2 separate regions of the Homo sapiens genome follow, and region 1 is linked to region 2. Evidence: read pairs that join two places in POLR2A ChIA-PET (ENCODE). Cell type or tissue: IMR-90. All regions are shown on one strand. Region 1 overlaps TNFRSF8 (TNF receptor superfamily member 8). Region 2 overlaps TNFRSF1B (TNF receptor superfamily member 1B).

Region 1 (5,000 bases), 90 kb after region 2:
CCTCCCTAAGTGCTGAGACTGCAGGCATCAGCCACCAAGCCGGCCTTATCATTATTTTAGAGTGTACTCCTACTTATTAAAACAAAAGTTAACTGTAATACAGCCTCAGGTAGGTCCTTCTGCAGGTATCCAGAAGAAGGCATTGTTATCATAGGAGACGATACTCCATGCATGTTACCTTACCGCTCCTGAAGACCTTCCAATGGGACAGGATTCTTTTTTTTTTTTTTTTGAGACAGAGTCTCATTCTGTCACCCAGGCTGGAGTGCAGTAGCACAATCTCAGCTCACTGCAACCTCCGCCTCCCGGGTTCAAGCAATTCTCCTGCCTCAGCCACCTGAGTAGCTGGGATTACAGGCGCATGCCAACGTGCCCGGCTAATTTTTATATTTTTAGTAGAGATGGGGTTTCACCATGTTGGCCAAGCTGGTCTTGAACTCTTGACCTCAAGTGATCTGCCCACCTCGGCTTCCCAAAGTGCTGGGATTACAGGTGTGAGTCACTGCACGCTGCCAATGGGACAAGATTTGGAGGAGGAAGACGGTGATTCTGATGATCCTGACTCTGTGTAGGCCTCGGATAATGTAGGTGTTTGCGTCTCAGCTTTTAATTTAAAAATGTTAAAAATAATAAAATAATAAAATTTTAAAGTAGAAAAAAGTGTAATGAATAAGGCTATAAAGAAAATATTTTTGTACAGCTGTACGATGTGTTTGTGCTTTAAGCTAAGTGTTATTACAAAAGAGCCAAAAGTTTAAAAAGTTAAAGTTTATAAAGTGAAAAAGTTGTTTAATTTATTATTGAAGAAAGAAAAATGTGTCTTATAAATTTAGTATAGCCTAAGTGTACAGTGTTGATAAAGTCCACAGTAGTGCATAGTAATGCCCCAGGCCTTCGCACTCACCCACCACTTACTCATTGACTCACCCAGAACAACTTCGTGTCCTGCAAGCTCCATTCACGGTAAGTGCCCTGTACAAGTGTGCCATTTTTTTTATCTTTCATATCATATTTTTTTTTTAGATGGTGTCTCACTCTATCACCCAGGCTGGAGTGCAGTGGCATGATCTCGGCGCACTGCAACCTCCGCCTCCCAGGTTCAAGCAATTCTTCTGCTTCAGCCTCTTGAGTAGCTGGGACTACAGACACGTGCCACCACGCCCAGCTAATTTTTGTATTTTTAGTAGAGATGGGGTTTCGCCATGTTAGCCAGGCTGGTCTCGAACTCCTGACCTCAGGTAATCCACCCTCCTCGGCCTCCCAAAGTGCTGGCATTACAGGTGTGAGTCACTGTGCCCGGCCTATGTCGTATTTTTATTGCACCTTTTCTATGTTTAGATACACAAATACTCACATTGTGTCACAGCTGCCTACAGTATTCAGGACAGTCACATGCTGTGCAGAGTTGTAGCTTAGGAGCAAAAGGATCTGCCATAGAACCTAGGTGTGCAGTAGGCTACATCATGTAGGTGTGTGTAAGTACACTAATCTAGGATGCTTGCACAACGACAAAATTGCCTAATGACACGTTTGTCAGAATGTATTCCTGTCAATAAGCAATACATGACTATAATTTATATCCTCAGAGACACACAAAAAAATTGTAAGTTGGGTGCAGTAACATGCAAGTGCAGCCCCAGCTACTCGGGAGGCTGAGGCAGGAGGAACACTTAAGCCCTGGAGTTTAAGGCCAGCCTGGACAACAAAGTGAGACCCTGTCTTAAAATTTAAAGATAAGAAATTGGGCCGGGAATGGTGACTCACACCTGTAATCCCAACACTTTAGGAGGCCAAGGCGGCTGGATCACTTGAGGTCAGGAGTTTGAGACCAGCCTGGGCAACATGATGAAACCCCATCTCTTCTAAAAATACAAAAATTAGCCAGGCGTGGTGGTGCATCCCTGTAATCTCAGCTACTCAGGAGGCAGGAGAATCGCTCGAATCCAGGAGGTAGAGGTTGTAGTGAGCCGAGATTGCACCACTGCACTCCAGCCTGGGCGACAGAGTCAGACTCTGTCTCAAAAAGAAAAAAAAGAAAACAAAAATATAGGCAACAGACAAGCATCCTCAAACATGAAATAACAGAGAATATTGCAAAGACGAGCCCTTCTTGAAAAATCCACCTGACAGTGTAATCCAATCACTCAAATGATGAATCAAAGTGAAAAACTCAGGAACAGAGAAGCTGTGCCAAATAAACTCATCATGAATAATAAAAAATGTTAAGGCTAACATGCCAAGGGACTTATGGTTGCAGATGAGAATATAAACATTATAGATTATGACAAAGTAAAATTTGTGTAAGGAATAAAAGTCAGGAAGAGGATGAGGAGGTGGGAAAAATAATTACTTTGTTCTTCATTACAGGGAGTCAATCTATTCTCTACTGTCCAAAACTCAAACTAAGCAGATTTTGCCTTTACTGCAAGAGATAGTAGATTCTGAAATGATTATTAACCACTTACTGATTTTCATAACCTCCTTTCTTAATTTTAGAGGGTTTTTTTTTTTAAAGGAATTGCAGTATCTTTTGCTGAAGATACATTAATCTGACTGAGGTTTGGCATTCTTCTGTTTCACTTCGCTTTCTTTTTCTGATACTTTTGACTAAAATTAAATATTATCATTTTAATGCCATAAATATGTTGCCATTCTCTTAAAATTCCTTCTTTGTAAGTGTGTACAGGCTGTCTGGTTACTAACCTACCCATCTTTATACAGAGAGGTAGAGGCGTGTCAGCCATCTAATGATAATAGTAGTTATCTATAGATGGAGGGCTGGGGAGGGCAATGTTTGTTTTCTTCCTTACACTCTTTGTATTGCTTGAATTTTAAATAATAAATGTTTATAATTTTCATTTCATAAAATGCAGTCATTACTTTTAGAAATTCAAAGATACACCAGATAAATGCTAATAAAAAGAAAGAAGAAATGGCAATATTATTATTACTTTTCTTTCTTTTTAACCTTTGCTACTTCTTCCAGGAAGGAATAGCAATATTAATGCCAAACAAATGTGAAATTAAGGGAAAAGGCATTACAAGGAATGGAGAGGTATATTCATGTGGATAAAAAGCCCAACCCACCAAAAAAACATAACATTCATGAACATTTATGTACCTAATAACATAGCTTTGACATATATGAAGCAAAAATAGAAAGAACACAATGAAAATCTAATAGATGAACAAGTATACTGGGAGATAAGATTTTAACACATCTCTCAGAAATAAAGGTGATAAAAGTAAATAAGGGTACACATTATTTAAATAACACAATTAACAAGCTTAACTTAATAGATATGTAGAGAACTTTATACGCAACAAACAGAATACACATTTTAAAACACCCATACACTGAACACTCTGAAAATACATGATCATTTATTATTTATTAGACCACAAAAAGATCTCAACAAATTTCCCCCACCCTACCCCCCAAAAAAATCCACACAAAAATAAACACTAGATAGCACACAGACTGCATTCTCTAACCATAATAAGAGACTAACAATAAAAGGTCATACTGAAACAGTTTTCCTGGAAGTCCTGTGATCTTAGGAAAAGAACACAGCTCTTGGTGTCAGGCCACAACTCAAACTCCAGTTCTGCCACTTACCAGAGTTTTGTAACTTTGGAAAGGCCCTTAACCTCCCTATCCTCAAATTCCTCATTGTAAAGTAAGGATAAGCAAGAAATCCTCCCCTAGGGCTGTGGTGAGGATTAAACTCAAAAAAATGTGAGTCCTCTCCTTCAGGAAACATGTTAAGTCTCTGTGAAAGTATGGATGCAAAAGGTCATGGCTGATATCAAATCACAAATGCAGAGAGGTAAACTGAGGCACCAGGAGGACAATTCAGAGAACAGACATCAAATCATGATGCTCTCCACCTTCCAGATTCTTCACCTCTCCTCTGAGGACCCCTCATGCTCCCTAGAAGGAGGCCCTGGAGAGAGAACAAGGCCCTTACCTCGAGAACAAGTCACGCAGGCTGTACAGCGGTCGGCCTCATCCAGGTAGTAGTCAGGCTCACACTGCTTCCTGCAGTCAGTAGGCCTCTGTGGGCACTGCTGTGTCGGGAACAGCCCTGGGAAAAGAAACAGAGAAGCTCCAAGCCAGGCTGACTTAGCAAAGGCCTTATGACCCAATGCCCCACACCTCTCATCCCTGACGCCCCTCCCAGCTCCACCTCCAACCCCCGAAAACTGTCAGTCCAATTCTTGTGTTATGGATGGAAGCACTGACACCCAGGAGGGGCAACCCTCGCCTAAGGTCCCCTAGCAGGCAAGGAAAAGCAACATAGTTATAGAGAAGAGCTGGGCCTGGGATTCTAGGGCTGCCATTTGCCAATTGCGTGATAATGACCTTGTCAGCACTATTTGTGTGTGTGTGTGTGTGAGGGTACATAGTACGTGTATATATTTAGCACTATTAAGTTAGTAATAGGACCCACCTCCTAGTGTTCTTGAAAGGACTGAATGGACTGTGAAGATAAATATGTATAAAGTACTACAGCAGTCCCTGGCACCCAACAAGCACTATATGAGCACCGGTTGTCATCATTCTCTGCAGGGGTCTTATCTCACTGCAGGAATTAGGAGAGCCATAACTTTAGACCATGAAAGTCTAGACCAAGCTTGTCCAACCCACGACTAGCCGCATTCGGCCCAGGACAGCTCTGAATGAGGCCCAACGCAAACTCATAAACTTTCTTAAAACATTATGAGATTTGCGTGTGTGTGATTTTTTTTTTTTTTTTTTTTAGCTCATCAGCTATAAGCTAAAACACTATCCTTAGTGTTAGACTAAATTCACTTCTTCCACACTAACACTTCTTCTTCCAATGTGGCCCAGGGAAGCCGAAAGATTGGACACTCCTGCCACTAAGACCCTAATCCAGCCTGATTTCGAGATAAACAAGTCACCCAGCAATCGCTGCCTACCTTGCTTCCAGGATGAGCACATGACCCAAGCAGGCCAATCAGAATACTTCTTCCCA
Region 2 (5,000 bases):
CGCTCCTCCCCACAGTCCCGCTCCTCCCTGCAGTCCTGCTCCTCCCCGCAGTGCCGCTCCTCCCCGAAGTCCCGCTCTTCCCCGCAGTCCCGCTCTTCCCAGCAGTTTCGCTCCTCCCCGCAGTCCTGCTCCTCGCAGCACGAGCATGCGCACCACTCTCCCACGCACCACCTCCTCAACCCTCACGTGGGCACAGTTCTCCCACCGCCTGCCCCGTGGGGCTGTGAAGAGGCTTTGGTGAGACAGAGGAGGAAAATGCCAGTGGTAGGGGTAAACAGCTGCACCTGTGCCACTTCCAACAACCAGCCTGGGGTAACTCCAGACAGCTGGAAGCCAAAGAGGCTGGAGTTGCCGGGGGAAGTTGGAGGCAGGGGTGTAAGGGCCCCCTTTTTCTCTGAACCTACTCACCAGAGCTACAGCGGGAGCCACAGCTCAAGCACTCGGGAACCCAGTTCCAGAGCTGGGTGTATGTGCTGTCCTCACAGGAGTCACACACGGTGTCCGAGGTCTTGGTACAGAAGACTTTTGCATGTTGGCCTGAGGAAACAAGGGCCAGAGGTCTCAGCTGGGCGAGCCTTCTGCCAGGACCCTGGGCTCATCCACTGTCCCCACAAAGTCCAGAGTTCTAAAGCCCAGCTGGGAAGGCTATTCTGTGGAGTTCCAATTCCTCAGAATCATCTCCCATCTAGTATTGTACCAGCTATCACGTCATTTCTGAACCCCTTCTGCTCAAAAATAGATTCCTCTCTGCTCTTTCCAGATGCTTGAACCTCCACCACTGGAGCCCTATTATCAGTCAATCACACTTTAGTAAGAACTAGCTTGCCAGTTTCTTCCTTCTTGATAGATGGCTAATATTCTCCAGCTAGGGGCATGAATGATAGGGGGAACAGGTAGTAAGAATGTAGTCCCTGGTATCCTATCAAGGACAAGGGCATGGGCCTGGAAAGCAGGCATTCCAGGGACAGAGAACACCAACGGAAACCTTAAAAAAAAGTTGACTCAGTAGCTGCTTTTTTTTTTTTTTTTTTTTTTGAGACAGAATCTCACTCTGTGGCCCAGGCTAGAGTGCAGTGGCACAATCTCGGCTCACTGCAACCTCTGCCTCTCAGGCTCAAGCAATTCTCCTGCCTCAGCCTCCCAAGTAGCTGGGATTACAGGTGCCTGCCATTATGCCCAGCTATTTTTTTGTATTCTTAGTAGAGACGGGTTCCACCATGTTGGCCAGGCTGGTCTCAAACTCCTGGCCTCCGGTGGTCCGCCCACCTCAGCCTCTCTAGTAACTTCTTAAAGAGACCCTTCCAGTTAATAAAAGAAAGAAGAGAGTCACTTTCCCTAGGATGTCTTAAAATGGCTAGGGACGGTGACAGGTACTCATATGCCCACCTACATCTCAAGGTAACGGCTCAAAGCCCTCCATTGGCTCCCAGACAGAATAAAATCTAAACTCCTTACCATGGTCCCTGCTCACTCCTTCCTCCTCCTCCCCTACCGTACTCGCCTTCGCTCATCCTGGGCCACACATGCTGGCCCTGCTGTTCCTCCAACTCACCAAACAGGCTCCGACTTCAAGGCCTTCGCACATGCTGTTGCTTCCTCCTGGCACACTGTTCCCTGTATACATGCATGACCTGCTCCCTCACCTCCTGCAGGGCTCTGCCCAAATGTCACCTCCTCAGAGAGACCTTCCCAGACCACCCTGTGTAAAACAGTATGTCCCGTTCTGTCTCCCCCGCCTTACCTGACCTTGTCTTTCTACAGCACTTACAGATAGACAGGACCACACATCTCCTAATGTATCTGTCTGCATCCACCGTTAAAATGCAGACTCCACGAGGGCAAGGGTTTTGTCTGCCCTGCTCTCTGTGTATTCCCAGCACTTAGAACACACAGCAGATACCTTATAATCATGACATGAATGAATACAGACACAAATGAATAGATGGAGGGCACCAGGAGTCAGGCTACCTAGCTCCACCAACTGTGGCTGGGCCTCAGGTCTACCATCTGTGAAATGGGTAAGCATTCACAGAGTCAGTCAAATATGCACTGAGCACCTACATGGCATTGCGCCACGTGCTGGGGATTCAGCAGAAAACAAGCCACAATCTCTGCCCTAGAGGAGCACACAGTGGAGGCAACAGGAAGCAGGACCGGGCTATAATCCCACAGCAAGGAAAGAGCTTCCATGGGAACATCAGAGGCCAGTGAGAGCTCAAAGGAGGCAGCACTTGTCTTTCAAGCTGAGTGCTGCCTCCTCCAGGCAGCCCTCCCTGACTCCCCCAGGAGCTAATTTAGGCTCCTCCTCCCCCTCCTCCACCGGCTGGGCAGTATGGGGCAGGCAGCCTTCCTGGAAGAGGGGACATCTTCAGCTGAGGTCTAAAGGGCAAGTTGGAGTTAATCAGGGAAAGGGAGTTGGGAAGTGTGCCAGGAAGAGGGAACAGCATGTTCACAGGCCCAGAAGCAGCAGGGAGCATGGGCCAGTGCATAGAACTAGGAGTTCAGTAAGAATCAAGGGCTATGCTCTTGCGCCCCAGCCCCTGTACACACACGCTCCTCCAGGGCATGGGCCCCGAGTGCCCCCGTGGCTGCCCTCACCCGGCGAGCATTTGCTGCAGCACATCTGAGCTGTCTGGTCATAGTATTCTCTGAGCCGGCATGTGCTCCCGGGCTCCGGGGCGTAGGGTGTAAATGCCACCTGGAAGGAAGAAGGGAAGACTGCCATCAACAGGGCCGCCCCTGGGTTCTGCCATGCCTGATGCCCAGGTCCCCGCCCTGCAAATGTTTGGCCCTCCCCCTGCCAGTCTGCACTGATGATGGCTGGGGAGGTTTCTCCCCCTGGAGCAGGGTACAGGAAGGAGAGCTCGTGCCTTCTTTTACCTCCCCTGCCTCCCCACCTCAGTGTACCCTAGTCATGTCTGCAGGCAGAAGCACTGACTCTGCTGGCCTTCTCCAGTGCTGGGTGACCCCTAACACTGCATGGGACAGATATCCAGAAGACAGTGGCCTTGGTCACAGAGAACGGGGGTTCTCAGCACAAAGCTGCCCTCTGCTGAGGAAGGAAGATACCTCTCCTTCCCTCCTGCACCTGAAACATCCCTTTGTCTTTCAAGATGAGTGCTGCCACCTCTGGGAAGCCCTCCCTGACTACCCAAGGCTAATTCAAGCTCCTCCTCCTCCTCCTCTCGGCTCTCTCTAAACGTGGGTTATGACCCCTCTAACAGTCATCTCATTGTTCTGGAATGGTTACTTGCTTGTCCTTCCACCCCCTGTGGGTATGTATGCACACACATGTGTACACACACACTCATGTGATGCAGACAGCAGAGGTGGCAGCCTTGTCATCTCTAGACCCTCAATCTCTCACATGGGACCCACCGTAGAGCCGGCACTCATCAGCTGAATGTTGGTTATGACCATGACAATCGTTGCCATTTTTGAAGCACTGCCTAGGTACCAGGCACTGTTCTAAGCGTTTCTGCTGCTCGAATTGGTGGGTGCTGTTGCACCCCACTCAGACCCCTGCTGCCAGCAGGGCACCGCTCCCCCAGCTGCTGTGGGTGTTGGCTGATAATGAATGCTCCACAGCCTCAAGGTGGGACCCACCCTGGTACAATTCATGGTCCAGAGCCACCCCCGTGGTGTTGGGCTGAAGCTGGTGAACAACGTCCCTGCTAAGCCCCCTCCCCTGACCTGCCCTGCCTGCTTCTCCTGGGAGCCCTCCCTAGCAAATCACTTTCACAAAGATCCCTGCCTCAGGCTCTGCTTCTGGAAGACCCTACCTGAGACAGGTGTGTGGTCTCAGCAAGACTTCCCAACCACCCAATGAAGATGGAGACGGTTTCCCTACTGCAGCCATTTTATAGAACAGGAAACCGAGGCCTGAGAGGGCAGGTCACCTGCCCAAGGTCCCAGACCTGGTAAGTGACAGAGAAGGGTTTGGACCTGGGTCCTGTCTGACTTCACAGCTCACAGTCTCAAAGACTGTGCTGGATGCCTCCGGGAAGAGATGAACAATGTGATGAATGAAAAGAGAGAGAGGGCCAGGTGTGGTGGCTCACACCTGTAATCCCAGCACTTTGGGAGGCCGAAGCAGGTGGATCACTTGAGGTCAAGAGTTCGAGACCAGCCTGGCCAACAAGGCAAAACCCTGTCTCTACTAAAAATACAAAATTATCCCGGCATAGTGGCGTGTGCCTGTAATCCCAGCTACTCTGGAGGCTGAGGCAGGAGAATCCCCTGAACCTGGGAGGAGGAGGTTGCAGTGAGCTGAGATCATGCCACTGCACTTCCAGCCTAATTGACAGAGCAAAACTCCATCTCGAAAAAAAAAAAAAAAGAGGGGAGAAAAGAGAAAAGCAAAGGCACCCAGAGAAGCTACAGCCCTGGACAGAGGAGCAGACGCAGAGCCCTCCTCTCTCGGGTCTCTGAGTGACCCTCCAGGAGTGCAGAGCTGCAGCACTGTCACCATTGTGCCTTCCCAGGACCCCCGGGAGCAAGCCCCTGAGTCCTGCCCTCTCTCCTGAAAGACTGGGGTTGGCAGTCCGGGCTTTCAGGGACAAGCATTAATTAGCCACCTCTACCAGGCTGAGAGCAAGCTCAGAATGGAGACATTCACATGTAGGCAAACATGGGTGTGAACACATCTGTACAAGCAAAGAGGGTGTACACACACACCCCAAGTCCTTCAGGGGCCCCCACAGATGCGTCACCTGGAAATGAACAAAGGGCAGTTCTAGGAGGTCAGAGCCAGGGCTGGCGCACTCCCCACTGTACTGCCAGCTGCAGTCATGTGGCCAGTACAAGATCGAGATCCATAACCTTTAGTGAACGAGTCATGGGGCCTCTCCATAGATAAGGATACAGGGAGTCAGAAAGAACTGGTTTCAAATCCTCACTCCACCACTTAGCGGCTGTGTGGCCTTAGGCAAGTGCCTTAACCTCTCTGGACTCCAGTACCTAACATATAGGAGCAGGGGAGATACTAAAAATATTTAACA

Evidence for each region. ChIA-PET counts read pairs that join two places held together with the same protein. Peaks named below come from ENCODE experiments on the same cell type or tissue, not always from the same donor. Only the 100,000 strongest peaks of a DNase experiment are listed, where the experiment ranks them.
Region 1: POLR2A ChIA-PET joins it to region 2 with 12 read pairs; 5 of 35 experiments call an interaction of 5 or more read pairs at or near these places.

The regions. Positions count from the first base shown.
Region 1 is chr1:12,096,189-12,101,188 of GRCh38, reverse strand. TNFRSF8 (TNF receptor superfamily member 8) reads right to left here. Exons shown (of 15, transcript NM_001243.5): 3 at 3,972-4,088. Among named protein-coding and RNA genes, the nearest start is that of TNFRSF8, 35 kb to the right of the region's middle. In IMR-90, no CTCF peak of the experiment used is centred here; DNase peaks (open chromatin) are centred at 2,178 and 3,668; H3K27ac peaks cover 523 bases.
Region 2 is chr1:12,186,494-12,191,493 of GRCh38, reverse strand. TNFRSF1B (TNF receptor superfamily member 1B) reads right to left here. Exons shown (of 10, transcript NM_001066.3): 2 at 2,599-2,698; 3 at 409-537. Among named protein-coding and RNA genes, the nearest start is that of MIR4632, 2.7 kb to the left of the region's middle. RefSeq lists an enhancer at 2,123-2,660. In IMR-90, no CTCF peak of the experiment used is centred here; no DNase peak of the experiment used is centred here.